Linked DNA regions of Mus musculus: region 2 is linked to region 1. The links are chromatin loops, found by intact Hi-C in ENCODE. Cell type or tissue: heart. All regions are shown on one strand.

Region 1 (2,500 bases):
CCATCTGAAGATCTGAGGAGGAGTCACAGACAAATTTCTGAGGTATATCTTGGAAAAACTTTGAATTTACCAGAATGTAGTGCACTGGAACGGAACGGTGGCGTCAGATTCTTGGCTGGAGGTGCCCATTTTAAAGTAATATTCCCAAATAATGATATTTATCTCATTTGTGGGGTAAGGTTAATTAGCTCTCCTCCCTTTCAGTATTATCAGGGCACCACATTGGCAAGGATAATAGAAACAGAAATCTGAGGTTTGGTTTGGTTTGGTATTCCCATCGAGTGGGCATTCGTTCGAAAGGGTGTCAGCTTTGTTAGTGCTAATTAGAAGGCCGCTTAATGTCTGGTTTCCATGACTGAAAGAGGGCCCAGCTCTGGCTTCATTAAAAGATATGTTTAAAGGTGTGAGGGATGTCTAACTTAGGTAAAGGAGGTTAAAATGGACTCTCCGAGTGGGTGCATATAGCTGTTAGCACCGAAATGTTCTTGCTGAACGGGGAAACTATCCTGAAGGCAGGCTTCTTTCTGAAGTTGAGGTTTCATCTTGCCTTGCTTTTTACAAAGTGATTGCTCTCCACGGTTTGAGGGTTTGCATGGTGGTGCTTTTTCAACTGGGAAGTTCTTTCTGCCTTCGCCATCTTCCTAATTCTCTCTGGGCCGTGGCTGTTCCATCAATCTTCTCTGGGCACTGTATTTTGAGGATGGAATCCTTATTTTCCTCTCTAACCCCCATCATCCTTTTCTGGTTGTCTACTTTGGGCTTCTAATTTCAGAGGGGCTCCTTGGGGAGACCGACAGCACACACTCTCGGATACAGTGGGTTTGAGTAGCTTTCTGATAAATTACTGCTAGGAAAGAGAAGCGAAGGGTAGGCATAAACGGAAGCCCCTTTTTTGATTAGCTTGTCAGCTGAGCTGCATGGGTTCGGCACCGTGTAATGAAAAACGACCGGCCTCCCTATGCAGCAACGCTGAGAAGCTGGGCGCGCTGGGTGGGTGTTTACTGGGGGGGGGGGGTGTCCTTCAGTTTTATTTATTTTTTGTTTTGGCCCGTGTTGTTTTTGTCAGCAGCACCTCCATACGGGGCGGGAAGGTGAGTGTGTGCGTGTGTCTGTGGCAGGCAGGACGGGTGGAAGAAGGTCCTCCAGCCGAGCGCAGAGAGAGCCACGCTGCCGCCTGGCGCAGTTGCCAGGACAGCGCGGCGCGAGCAAGCAACGGCAGAAGCCGCAACCGCGTTCCGGCTGCGAGAGAAAGTGACGCATTGCAGGTACAAATCAGCCAATCAGCAGCAAGCTCAACGAGGTTCGCCTGGTCGACCGCCACCGCGGTGCTCCTCCGCGCCGCAAAGTAGCTCCTGCCAGGCGCGGTTCCCCCGGCCTTTTAACGGCTTGCCTGGGAGTGGAACCCACTTACGTCATCCGTCCCCCTGCTCCCCTTTCTCTCTTGCGTGTCTGCCCAGTGACTGCGGAGAAAGGGGGTCTCCCGGAGAGTTGGGGGGGGGGAGGGGGCGGGGGCTGGCCGGGACTCGTTCGCTAGGTTCCGTTATCTGGATGAGGCGGAGGGATCTGGCGGAGGGAGGCGGAGGGAGGTGTTTATGAGGAGCTGGGGGCGGAGGAGGAGAATTAGTCCGAGTGGAGCGAGCGAGTCGAGCGGTTGTCTGGTCGCGTCTCGGAAACCCGTAGCCCTTGCAGCATGGTGAGTGCGTAGCTGAGCGGCCGGCGCCCCGCGGGTCGGGGAAAGATGCTGAAGCGGATTGACTAAAGAGGGGACCTCCCCTCTCAGAACTGTCCTCGCCAGAGGGACGGCACCAAAAAAAAAAAAAAAAAAAAGCCAGGAGGCCCCCCGCGACACTTGTGTCGCAGGTGTCCCCCACCCCTGTCCTCTTGGGTTCCCTTTTAGATGAGTCGGGGGACCGCTGCGGGGCTTGGCCGGGGGAGGATGGATCTGGGGTGCGGGGCCGTGGGCTCGGTCGAGAGAGCAGAGCAGGAGGGGCTGCGGCCGAGGCGGCGCCAAAGGTCAGCCCCGGGGGCCGGATTCAAACCGCCAACGGCCACCGCCGAGCGAGCGCGGGCGCCAGGAAGCGCCTTTGTCCGCCCGGCCGCCATGCGCGGGGGGTGGGGTGGGGAGGAGCGCGGGGCCCCGAGGCGAGCGGGCGCCGTTAGCCCGCATCCCCGCGAGGCCGGGCCGGGCCGGGCCGGGGGCGCGCCCCGTGGGTCCAGCCCGTGCGGGGACCCCCGCCGCGGGGGTCGGGTGGGGTGAGCGCGCGGGGCCCCGAGCCGCCGCCCTACGCGGCTCGGCTCGGCTCGCGCCCCAGCTGCTGCGCTGGCACCTGCAGGACTGCGGAGGTCTGGGCGGCCCGCGGCGCTGCGGGGATGGGCGGGGGAGGGGACCCCAGCAGTCCCCCCTCCCCCTCCGCGCAGGGCTGCTGCTGCTGCTGCTTGTTCACTCCATCTGGTGCTGGCTTCCGCTACCCAGACTGGATGATTAATTTTTTTTTCTTTT
Region 2 (2,500 bases), 110 kb after region 1:
CTTTCAAACTTAAGACAAAGCAGTGGCAAGAGAGCCAGTGTGCTTCCATGCTTCGTGAACGACCCATGCCCCTGGACTTGGAAAGGAAAGGAAAAGGAAAGCCATGTCCTTTCCCAGTGCCGTAAACGACAGTGGTAACCATCTGTCGTACACTTGCAATGTGCCATACACAGACACCATCTCCTGTGGATCACAGCTACCCAATTAGTGGGCACACCAGCTCCCAGACTGTAGACGAGGGAACTGAGGCACTCACACGCAGAGAATCACCCCTCTAAGTCCCACAAGCTAGTGAGCAGGCGACTAACAGACTTGTTTCCCATAGCCCGTGCTCTTCCTTTCCAGTACCTCTTCTGCTTGCTCGGGGCATGCAGACCACGTGAGGCACATATTATAAACCGCATCCTACTTCACAACCTCTTCTGCTGTCTGTGTGGCATGCAGTATACACGCATGCCCTGTCCTCTATGTCTCCTGAAGAGGTTCCAACTTTTAAAATTAAATCATTTTTAAATGTGTTTGAAGGGAATCAAGAAAACGTCTACATCTTCTGTTTTATCTGCGCCCCAAATTTGCCTTGTGGCCAGAAAGCAAGGCAAAGCAAGTGCAGAAGGTACGTAATTGGAAACACTAGGCAAAGGCCACAGTGAAGAGACCAGGTTCCTGCAGGGCAGGGGCCCAGATACTCACCAGCATCACTCATTGGCCTCAGAAACAACAGAGTTTTGCCCCAGAGAAGCATACCTCAGTTCAACCCATGCCCAAGGTGAGTATAAACCAGACTCTAAGAGGTCCAAAGTGGGGCTCAGAAGGTGGCTCAGCAGTTAAGAGCACTGACTGTTCTTCTAGAAGAGCTAGGTTAAATTCTTAGCACCCACATGGTGGTGCACAACCATCTCTAACTCCAGTCCCAGAGGACCTAACGCCCCCTTCTGGCTTCTGTGGGCATTGCACACACAGTGCACAGACATACATACAGGAAGGAAAAACAGCCACATAGAGCAAAAACAAATGAAAACTAACTGTAATAAAAGAAGAGGGGGTGGGAGATGTCCAGATGAAGCATCCCAGTCAGGAAGGCTGCCCAGCTCGGCCTTATCCCTACTCCCCTAAAGAGAGCCTTCCTACAGCCAACACTCAGACTATTCTCAGTCTCCGGGAACAGCCCGCCTTCCTCCCATTTTCTGGTGACAAGTCTCCATGTGTAAGCTTCCTTTCGGGCTTTTCTATTTATGTTGTCATTGATTACTTTGCTCCTAACTCATCTGATTTCAATTTGGACTGATTTGATCCTAATTTTATTACCATGTAATCTGAATGCACATAATCACTATAATTATGCTGCGGAGGGAAACGGCTCCTCCATGGTGGGAAGACCTAAATTTAGGGCTTCCTGGCAAGGGCCGCCTTTGGTGGCCTCACGGCTCCTCGGAGCTGGCAGCTCAGGGATCACATGTGCCCTCCGCAGCCCTGCTCCCAGAGACATGGGTATTTTAGGCTTCATCTAAGGGATGAACCCAAGGTTCCCTCTCAGCCCGGGATGAGGAGTCAGAGCTGGGCGTCGGGTGACTCAGTCCCCCACGCCTTCAGCTCCCAGCACCCTTGGCTGCAAGGATTCGGCCCGGGACTCTGCAGCCGGCACCCTTGCAGCCTGCAGCTGCACACCACCCACAGCAGAGTGGGCGCTTGCTTTGGATTCTAAATGCAGAGGAAAGAATGGGGGCTCCCTAGCCTGCTGGAGAGGATATGTGGGGGTACCAGATGACAGGTGTGAGGGATGATGAACTTGCTCTGTGTCACTCAGAGTATAGAGAACGGGCTCTCCCTCACACCAGGAAGCTGACTGGGACCAAAGGGAAGAATATCTGGACAGTTACAAGTCGGAGTGGCACTCTCTAGGGTCCAGTGTCCTGGGTCTGAGCCCATCAAAGACCTGGGCTCAGGACCCAAGGCCCTCTGTGTTCTCACTGCTTCAAGCTACTGACCTTTTGGGGATACTTTCAAGAGTCCCCCCAGTAAAGGCCATCAGCTGAGCAGACAGCAGGATCCAGGAAATTCTAGGGGTTCAGTAAGAACAAAGACGGAGCTACAAGGAGGCCATCTTTATTTTGTCTCAGGCTAGAGTTGACTTCGGCCCCTCCCTTCTTTATACTTATGAAGTCATCTGCAGCCTCTTTTCTGGTCTACCTCTAGGTGGGTCTAGGTAACTCTGAGGTCTTACCTGCCACCCCCATCCCTCCTACTTCCCATCTGTTTGACTCTCTGAAGATCACATTTCAAAGTTGAACCACAATCAGATACCAGTTGGGAAACTGGGGCTAGCTATGCTGTCAAGACAGAGGCTAGTGGGGCCTCCTGTCCCTACACAAAGGTGGCACCCTGTCTTCTACTACAAACACCCCCACATCATTCCCACTTGCTAGCGTCCTCCCCAGGAGGTCACCAAACCTGGGCTCTGCCCACCATACCCTCATCTCACGTGGCACTCACCCAATGCAGG

Evidence for each region. Hi-C counts contacts between places; a loop is a spot of excess contacts. Peaks named below come from ENCODE experiments on the same cell type or tissue, not always from the same donor. Only the 100,000 strongest peaks of a DNase experiment are listed, where the experiment ranks them.
Region 2: a loop joins it to region 1, with 2.2 times the contacts of the local background. A loop is called at or near these places in 8 of 42 quality-filtered maps.

The regions. Positions count from the first base shown.
Region 1 is chr17:87,445,986-87,448,485 of GRCm38, reverse strand. Calm2 (calmodulin 2) reads left to right here and starts at 1,551. Exons shown (of 6, transcript NM_007589.5): 1 at 1,551-1,693. The coding sequence starts at 1,691. In heart, a CTCF peak has its summit at 1,195; DNase peaks (open chromatin) are centred at 1,275, 1,575 and 2,375; H3K4me3 peaks cover 1,997 bases; H3K27ac peaks cover 2,337 bases.
Region 2 is chr17:87,334,362-87,336,861 of GRCm38, reverse strand. It overlaps Ttc7 (tetratricopeptide repeat domain 7), which reads right to left. Exons shown (of 20, transcript NM_028639.3): 11 at 2,491-2,500. Among named protein-coding and RNA genes, the nearest start is that of Gm52284, 29 kb to the right of the region's middle. In heart, a CTCF peak has its summit at 937 (motif pointing left); a DNase peak (open chromatin) is centred at 1,551.